Linked DNA regions of Homo sapiens: region 1 is linked to region 2. A link is an interaction called in ENCODE POLR2A ChIA-PET data of the cell type or tissue named here. Cell type or tissue: A673. All regions are shown on one strand. Region 1 overlaps BCL11B (BCL11 transcription factor B). Region 2 has its middle 110 kb from the start of BCL11B.

Region 1 (5,000 bases), 71 kb after region 2:
CAAAGGGAATCCCATGAGCATGTTTTCCAACCTTCCCACGACGGAGCTCTGCTGTCCACACACGCTCACTCACACGGTTCTTTTTTTGTCTTCACCCCCATACTCACCCCTCCCTCCAGTCTCAGTGGCCGATCTAACACCCTCCTGGAGTGTCTCTGGCACCCCCTGCACCAGAATCAAGGCGACGCATCAGCAGGGGCCTGGTGAGGCTACCATCTCTGTCCGTATCACCGTTTGGCTTCCCATGGATCCTCCGGTGTTAATCGAACCCAGTCCAGAATGAAACTACAGCTTGCTTCTTGTTTGGTATGAAATGTGCAAAGCACAGACCATATCATTAACACAAAACTTCCAGAAATAAGGCCACTTTCCAGGCAGACTGCATTAATTGCATCAGGCTTCCACAGCTAGCGTGGTCTAATCCACGGCGCCCCATTGGACGGCTCTGGTTATAAAACCAACACAAAATGAACACTGGGATATAATTGAAGGAGGAGAAAAGGATAGATTCTATGGTTAAACCCTACTATTTACTTACAGGTATTCTTTTATCTTTATTGTCCCTTTAACCCATGCCAAGAAACCCCAGACTAGTTAAATAACACAGCAAGCACAATTTCAGTAGAAAAGTAAATTGAATTTAACTTTACAAGATTGCCCTGTGATTTCAGCATATACTAATGACTGCAACTGACTCCCTCTATTAAAGCCAAACACTTCCACTTCCCTGAGCTGGGATCCTGTGTGTTCTTGTGTGAGACCTTGAACTTCACCAAGTACACATATTAATCACTGTGGCTGATGACCATTTGCAGCTTTTAAATATGCAATGAAGTGTCTCAGTTCCTATTCCACCTCCCAAAGCTGGTACATGATCTGAGCCAGCCAAAAGGCTAAATACTTTTAAGAATGGAAAGCGAAGATCCAGCTTGAAGTGAGACCTGACAGAGTCTCAATGTCGTGAATCCCATTCCGCTCGTGCATGGACTCTAACTTCGACAGGGCTCACTCAGCACATGGTGTTGTTCTCAGCACCTGGCCCGTATGATCTCACACGATCCCCAGAACGACCCTTCAGAGCCTGTCCTATCCTTAGCTCCATTTTATAGATGGGGAAACTGAGGGATGGAGAGGGGAAATGACTACATGGGGCAGAACAGCCTTCACCCCCAAGCAGTCTCATACACTTGACCACCGCTTTCCAATCATGGAAGCCTCAGAACAGGGAAGGATTCTGGCATGCGGGGCACAAAGCCCAGGAGTGTCCAAACCATTCTCTGAATGTCCCACGCCCTGCCCTGGAAACCTAGCTAGCCCCATGCTCACTCCACCCACAGCAGCTCCACACTGACCTGTCTCAGAAAATAACACGAGCCTCGTTTTCAAATGTTGCATACATACACATATACATACATACGTGTATTTTTACAGAAGGGGAAACTGAGGCAATGACTTCTTTAGGGCCCCTGGCCAGCTGAAGCACAGACCAGGAACACAGTCTGAGGCTCTTGACCCCACAGCCACTGTGCCAAATCCTCTATGTGAAATTTCTCAGGGAAGAAATTTCAGTTCCCAGGAACGCCTAGACTCAAAGCCCCACCTTCCTTCAGCAGAGTCAAAAAGAGTCAGGACCCCCGAGTCCCTTCTCCCCACTGCGACCATTGGAAAGAGGTCTAGGGTTGGGGTCCCGGGAGGCAGGGCCCCCTGGGATGCTGCCAGCCCAGGGTGTGCACAAACACACATACCTGTGTGGTTTTCTCCCCCCGTAAAATCACATCCTTCTATAAATAACTGCAGATGCGGTAACAGGCACGCAATTAACCTGTGTGAAACACGTTTACACTGGGGTTCTCCATGTTAACTTGAAGAGATGGGTTCAATGCATCCTGATCCGAAAAGGGACAAAACCAGGTAAGGACAGCAGGCCCATTCCATCTTTACAAAGGCCTGCTTCTTCCTAACGGGTTACTGGGAACTTAATGACTCCATTCCAACTACTAATTAAACAGGCACTAAAAACACTTAAGCAAACAGCCCAGTGCCAGGGACACAAATCACAAAGGGACAAAAAACACCAGAATAGGATAGTTTCAGGTATTCAAATTGATCGGGAAACATGGTGGTGCAAGCTGGTGAGGGCCAATGAACTGGGACCGAATGAAAAAAGAGAACTGTACCAGACATGGTGGCAGAGGGCAGGAGGTAAGAGCAGGCCCCTTAGAAGGGTCTCCTGGAGCAGTCCTAGGGGCTCAGCCTCCTGCAGTCCCAGCCCCAGGAACAGGACACTGCCCTTCCTCACGTCCCTCCCAGAGCACTGCAATCAAGCACTGGTTGCTCACAGGCTCTGAGTCCTGGCAGCTCTCAAGGCCTAAAATCTAAAAAGGCCTTTAATGCCAGAAGAAGAGCCAAAGCCAAAGATGTGGCAGGTGCTGGATGGAGAGCCTGGGATCAAATCCCACCTCCACCACTCCCTCCCTCCCTGCTCCTCCTTCCCCTTCTGCAGGTCCCCACTCCCTGTCCTCCCCACCACCAGACTGCAAGCTGCACGAGGGCAGGGACCTGCCTGCCGACTCTTCCTGTGTGTGCACAGTGCTACAAGCTAGGTGCCTTCCAAATGGCTTCAAGCTAAAGAATGAATAAATGGATGGATGGATGGATGGATGAACGGATGGGTGGATGGATGGATGCATGGATGGATGCATGGATGGATGGATGGCTACATGGATGAATGGATGGATGGATGGATGGATGGATGGATGGATGGATGCATGGATGGATGGATGGATGGATGGATGGATGGATGGATGGATGGATAGATGGATGGATGGATGGATACAGGGATGAATGGATGGATGGATGGATGGATGGATGGATGGATGGACGGACGGATAGACGTGAGCTGTGAGAACTCAACATCTCTGAACATCATTTTCTCATCTGCAAAGTGAGGAGAATAAAGTATTAGGGTTGCTGTGAGGGTTAAATTCAAGAAGGCACACATGCCCAGCACAATGCAGCACATAGCAGGCCCTCCATACACAGTCCTCATAAGGATCCTAGTGGCATGTATGAGGACTTGCTGATGGCAGAGCCCCCCAGAGCCAAGGCAGTGGAAAGCTCATTCGACCTCCCGTGGATGTCGGCAGAGGCAGCGTGGCTCCACAGGAAGAGGGGTGGCCTTTCAGGAGGCAACCAAGGACAAATCCCAGTTCTGCCACCCTGGCTAGCCACTCTCCCTCCCCAAGCCCTTGCTTCTCCATCTGCAAAATGGGGATGGTAACAGCTCCTGGTCAGCACCATACAAAGATGCTAAGCAGGCCTGGCCACATGAGGGAGCGGCTCAGTCCTCTAGCTGAGTCTCATCTACTTCAGCAACTTCTAAGTAGGGCCAACAGAGGGTTAAGCAAAGCCCTGGGTGAGCCTCTGGTGAGATCAGATTTCTGTGCCACGGAACTTGACCGCGTCCAGTAATAAACACTCAGGCTGATCTTCGATAGCATGGCCCCCCCAGTGGTTGCCGAGGCTGCAGCGCTAATGACAGGAAGCCACGAGAGCAAGGCAACCACCCAGACAGAGCAGGCACCCCCTGCTCAGCAAGCAGGGCCTTCCACAGACTCACAGAACAGATCTACTGAACCAGGACAGGAGGCCTGAGCACCTGGGGACCAGCACAGCCCAGAAAAGGGAGCCGGCGTCTTTGCAAGTGGTTCCGACTCCTTCCCAGGAGATTTTGGGTTTTGCTTTGTGCCTTTAAGGCACAAGTCCAGTAAGAAACCAGAACTCCCTTTTGGAAGCCAGATCCTATGATGTCACCACCTGTCACAGCAGGGAGGGTACACTAAAGCTCCAGGCCACCCTACTAGGGAGCTCTGGAGCCCAGGAAGCTCTGGACCCTGGAGCAGGGGCTGCCTGTGGCCTTTTACAGAGCTGTGGCCATGGCTTTTGCAGAGCTGTGGCTCCATCAGGGACCGCCTGTGGGGACAGCTTCAATTAAAAACACAACCTGCCCAATAAAAATAGTTTTCCTTTCACAATTCAAGTCGAGAGAAAGCCTGCAACATGCCTGGTGACAAAGCAGGGACCAATCAAATCTGCCCCAGCTCTGCACCCCCCTTCTCCTTTCCTGCCCCTGCCACAGAAACCAGGCCACGGCTGCTCACCACATGTGTCTGTGTCAGCATCCTGGTTTGCGTGGCCACAGTGCTTTCACGCCAGGCCCTGCCGAGATGCCGGGGGGACAGACTTGTGAGAGGGCCCTTTGCCCTTGAATTCCCAAGGACCCCAAGGATTCCCAGAGACCCTAGGCAGAATAAGATCTTGGGTTCCACTTGGGGAGAAGCAGGGCAGGTAGAGGCCAGTTTGTGTCACCACACCGGCCCATCTGCCCATCTGTAGAATGGGCAGCCACACCGCCCGCCCGGGAGAGCAGGATGAGTCGGCACAAACAGCTGTGTCTGGGTCTGGCCCAGAGCCGGACGCACAGCAGGTACTCAGCCCCCGCCCCCACCCCTCACACACCTCACAGTGTTTCACTCCCTCTCGTGGCCACAGCTTTTTAAGAGGCTCCTTTTGAGCCACTTTTTTTCTTTTTCAAAGCTAATGGGCAACACATTCTCCCAAAGAGAAACTCAGCATTTTGGACGGCTCCAGCAATGTACACAGTCAACCAAGGAATCTTCCCCTAGCCTGGTCTTGGCGGGGCAGGGGATTGTCTGGGGTGGGGGAGGGGGTGGCAGTGGCAAGGGCCGAAGAAAACCTCAGATGTTAAGTGTTATCCAATTAAGCTGTCGCTAAACAACCCAAAGAAGCGGGATTGGGAGGCTGGGGAATGCATTCTGGGAGCAAGACTCTCAGAACGGGTGGGGGCACCGTGGGGGACTCCTGACCGAGGGGCACCGGGCCCTGGCTCATAGTTCAGCGAACATTCTTTACCACTTCCCCTGGCACCCCAAAAAGCCTTCTGGGTGGGAGCTGCCCTTCCTCCCTGGGTCCCCACCTTG
Region 2 (5,000 bases):
TCATCAAGTATCAAGAGAGAAATATCGAAATCTCTGATTGCAATTGTAGATTTAGTTTTCTTCTTAATTTTCTCAGTTTTGCTGCATGTAGTTTAAAATAAAGTTCTGTTTCTAGGTACACACACATGTAGGATTACTACATTCTCTTCCTGAACTACATGGCTATAGGTATGCTGTTGAGGCCTACCGTGGTCCCTTTTATAAATGATTCTCAACTCCTCTGTCTGAGATCTGCTTAGGTGGAGCAAATTATCTTGCAATTCATTACCCTACCCATGTCCATTTTCCAAAGCAATTACCAAGAAAAAAAAGATGAACAAAATTAAAACCTAAAAGCTCTTCTACCAATATATTTATGAATATAATACTAGAAACTATTAAAAACCACATGAATTCAAGACCACATTGATAATTCAGTAAGAACAAAGTCCTCAAAATTAAAGAAATTTGAGCTCTTTGGCTACGTTCTTGGCTAGGAGGTTTTTTGCCAAGAATATTGCCAGGGATTTTGCAATATTACCAGGAAGTCAGACTTCCTGATAGAATGCTAAAAATAGAGTTCTTGGTAAACTCTAGTAATGCACTAACTGATTTATGAGAACTATATTTGGGTAACCTGTAGTAACTCAGTGAATTACTACGAGGTAGACATCGGTCATGCATAATAACAAAAATAAATAGGATTGTGCATCACTCACTACTAAGAACTGGATTCTGAATGTGCATTTTCATCAGTTTATGACTGTCCAGAAGTCTGTCACCTCCCACCAGTGGGCTGTGGGCCACCCATTGAGAAACACAACTCCATATGAGGACCCATAAGAGAAACCGCTTTCAGATTAAAGTGCCAGGAAACACTTTGCTCCTCCTGAAGAACTACTGTGGTTCTTTCCACACTGATGACGATACTCATTATATCTCTTTTCCCATTGACAGCTGGGAAGCTCTGAGCCAAACTTGAAAATCAAGCTCTAGAACCCTGTGCCTTGAGAGTTTTCATTTTACTTCTTCTCTTCAAATTGGCATTTGCCCTAATCTTATTGCTCATATTGTTCTAATTTATTGAACATATTTCTCAGTAACCATCTCTCTTTTTTCCTTATGTGCATGTGTGTGTGTGGGTGTGGGTGTAACAAGAAGCCAGCATGAACAAATAAATAAATGGAGATCTCTGTCTAAGCATCACTTTAGATATTTCTACAATTCATGCATGCTAAATTCCTGACCACTGTTTTGCGTGATGTTAGTCCACTCCAACCTTTTCCAAGTGGCTAAAAATACCATTGCATATTGACAAGCCTAACCCTTTTAAGTTAGAGGAGAAACAATGTCAGCTTCCTGCCAGCCTTACCAGCAGAAGAACACCAGGGGATTACAGAGCAGCTAGGGCCTGGTGGGCACGGGGTGATTGAGGAATGAGAAGCCATCCTGACTGCACCACATCTCCAGGAACCCAGCTGCCAGGGGATGTTTTGTGCATCCTACTAGGGCAGTTACCGGGGTCTGAAGTCCCGGTGAACGTGACATTGTAATCTCGGTTATGTTTTATTTATGGAGAGTGGTGCCGCAGCTAGTGTGTGTTAACAAACAAAGATGATTGCTTCTGAGCCACTCTCTCGTCCTAAGGTAATTAACACAAAGTAATGTGCCAGTTGGGGGATTCAAAGAGTCGACAACCTTTTCCATAGGAAAGTGATCTGCAACACCCAGGCCAAAAGGGTAGAATGGAGAGAAGCAAGGACATGTTTTATCTTTGGTTAAAGGTGCATCATTAAAAGGCACTGGCATAATTATTCTTCCTTTAAAAAAAAAATCCATATAACATTAAGAAAACTGCAAAGTATAAAATGTCAGGGGCAGAGATGTGTGGATTTGCAGCTGTTAGCAAAGCGGGCCAGGGGCTCCCTGTGTATCTCGAACGGCATAAATTAGAAATATTGACTGCAACCAAAATAGCATTCGCAATCAGCTCAATGTTGCGATGTGTTATACACACCATTTGCTTTTAAAAAAATTAAAATATGAATCAAACTTGGATGACAAAGAAGTTCAACTTCTCAGGAAAAATCAAATACATCATCAAAAGGTCACAATTCGTAGACAAATTGCTGTTAAAATTTATTACTTGTTTGCAAAATGTACTGTTGATCATTGGTAACTGCTAAATGCTTGGGCGCCTCTGACAAAATAAATAAATAAATAAATAAATAAATAAATAAATAAATAAATAAAGCACTCTGCATTCGTTAAGTGGGGAGAAATGTGAAAAAGCCTCTGGAATGCTAAAACCCAGCACAGGGGAGGACAGGAGAAGCAAGGGAGGCCAGGCTGGGTGAAGAAAAAACGAAGCACCGAGGGAGCTAAGAATGAAAAAGGAGAGAGAAACAAGCAGCGGCCCAGCAGAGTCATTCTTACTCCTTTGGAATATCGGAGATGACCACTCATCTCAAAAGCACAAACGTCAGAGCATCTAAACATGAACCATCAAGGTTCATGAGGCCCCAAGGGACGGTGCCTGGAGATCCCATACCATTCAGTTCACAGTCCCCAGTGCCCTGCCTCCAACGCTCACATGTACCCAGTGCTGGCACCTTCTCATTTACAGGTAGGATTTGCTACAGGGCTCTGAACTCCCTGGCATCAGAGACCATCCCAAGGTCAGACTTGTACCTCCAGGGCCCAGCAGAGCAGCAGGCATAGGTGGGGCACTGCCGGGGCCCGGTGGCTTGCTCCCCGGAGTCTCCCACAGCCTTCTCCCACGTGCAACAGCAGAGCCAACTGGCCCGGGGCATTCTTCTGGCCATGGAATTGTTCAGGAATGGCCATGGGGCCCACTTCAGGCCAATGAGATGTGAGGGGAAGTTGGCTGAACATTCTAGAAACGCAGTACCGGAGTCTTCTGAGAGGTCTCACAGTATGCCAATGGCCAGCGCTCTCTCTTTCCTTCACCCGCTTGTGGGGATGAGGCTGTAAGGATGGAATGGCGATGGGAAATGGACAGATGCGTTGGATCCAGTTGTGAAGGGTTTGAGCGCCATGCTGAAGCCCTCTGATTCTGTTGGGGTCAGGTTAATTCAGGGCTTTCTGGCCAAGGAGGCAGGGCAGAAGTGATACTCACCACTTCCAGGCCTGGCCCATGGGGAGCCCTGCATGAGACTCACATGTCTTCCATTGTGAATGGCTCAATGCCGATGACCCAGCAGAGACCCCCAAGGAGACTCTAGATAGCACTCACCAATGGAACTTCCTGCAAGAATGGAAGATTCTGTCTGCACTGTCCAATCTGATAGCCACAAGACACATGTGGCTACTGCACACCTGAAATGTGGAGAGTGCAGCTGAGGAATTGAATTTTTAATGAGGATTTTTAATTACTTTAAATTTAAATAGTTTACTGGATGGCACAACTAGAAGATGGCAGGGAAACAAGACAGAAGGAGCTAGAATCCCTGAAACGCCACGTGGAAAGCTGTCCACCACTTTACGGGACTGTGACACTAGCAAGAAACAAATCCTTATGATGTCAGGTCATTGGAATTTGGAGATTGTGACAGCAGCTGGCATGAAATAGCAGGTGCCTCCTGGGTCCACTGTTCTCAGCCCTTGGCATGCCATATCTTATTTAGTCATCTCCCTACAGGAGGGAGGTTCTGTTATTATCCACATTTTACAGATGAGAAAACTGAGGCACAGAATGGAAACTGAGACACAGATAGGAAGAGGCTGAAAGGGGTTCCGAACCAGGTCAGTCTGGCTCCAGAGCTTCCCTGAGGCTAAAAACCAAGGGATTTGTGAGGGAAGCTCTTGTAGTAGCCCAGAATGGAGACAGTGGCCAGACTGGGGAGGAACCCAAAGGGGCCGGGAAAGGAAGGTCCCATGACAAAAGCAAAGCCCTGCCTGCTTTGCAGCCCACAGAGAAAATCCCTGGTTTGCTCTTGTTTCCTGGTATGAAACCCCTTTTTGCCATGCTGCTCTAATAGTAAGGGAGAGAATGGCTGATTCTCTAGGGTTCTGGACACCCCGCAGGTGGGTGTGCCCCCACCTAGCACAGCAGGACACCACCTCCTTCTCCCACTTCTAAGCTCTCCAGACCTGTCATGCTAAAAGCCACACGGCACGGGCCCAGGGCAGATATGCCTAGAGGTAAGAAAGCACCACACAGTCTGCGATGTGAGGAGTCCAGGAGAAGGGCAGAGGGGACCTGGAACCACTAGTCCTGCTGGGCCTTGTACGGGAAGGGACAAGATTTCCTGAAGGAGAGGAGAGCACAAAGAAAGGCAAATATCTGGAAAGAAGCTGCCAGTGCTCCGGGGGACAGCAGGGCTCATCTGAGGGATGCTTTGTGGCAGATGAAGTGGCTGGGAGTTGCCATCACTGGTTTTTTTTTTTTTTTGGTTGTTTATTTAACACATTCTTCATTTTTGGATACATGTCTAGAAACATAAACTCTTCAGAGCCCATCCTTGCTCGTTACCTCATCGATCCTCCCAAAGATGCTGTGGAGATGTCTTGTCCACCATAATTTGCAGAGAAAGAGACAGGAAGTTATGGGACCTGTCACCTGGGGGACAGCGGCCAGAGCTGGGATTTGACACAGGGCCGAAGACTCCCAGCCCGAGGCTCATGCACTGCACCACCACCACCTCTGGCCGGAGCCCTGAGTCTGCGGGCTCTTCCTGCCTCTCAGTCTGTCGCCTGTCAGCCTCCCTGGGAGTGAAGCCTCAAGAAGAGTGGTAGACAGGGAGCCAGGAGGCCCCAGCTGCCTGGGCGCAGGCAGAGAAGCAGCCCTGGGACCCCCGCAGAGCTTCCTGCATGTGGCCCAGAAAACCCCTGAATCAGACCTCTCAGGAGTTGTGTTGAAAATCCACATTCCAAGGCCCCGCCCTCGACCTATGGACCAGAGTCTCTGAGCAGTGCAAACTGGGAATCTGCATTTTAACTAGCACTGCTAATAAGGATTCTTCTAGTGAAAGTGTGAGCAGGACCAGACTAATAAGGTT

What was found. Peaks named below come from ENCODE experiments on the same cell type or tissue, not always from the same donor. Only the 100,000 strongest peaks of a DNase experiment are listed, where the experiment ranks them.
Region 1: POLR2A ChIA-PET joins it to region 2 with 9 read pairs; 5 of 35 experiments call an interaction of 5 or more read pairs at or near these places.

The regions. Positions count from the first base shown.
Region 1 is chr14:99,226,276-99,231,275 of GRCh38, forward strand. All of the region lies in intron 3 of BCL11B (BCL11 transcription factor B), which reads right to left. Among named protein-coding and RNA genes, the nearest start is that of BCL11B, 43 kb to the right of the region's middle. RefSeq lists an enhancer at 3,064-3,962. In A673, no CTCF peak of the experiment used is centred here; no DNase peak of the experiment used is centred here; H3K27ac peaks cover 2,808 bases.
Region 2 is chr14:99,154,803-99,159,802 of GRCh38, forward strand. No RefSeq gene overlaps it. Among named protein-coding and RNA genes, the nearest start is that of BCL11B, 110 kb to the right of the region's middle. In A673, no CTCF peak of the experiment used is centred here; no DNase peak of the experiment used is centred here.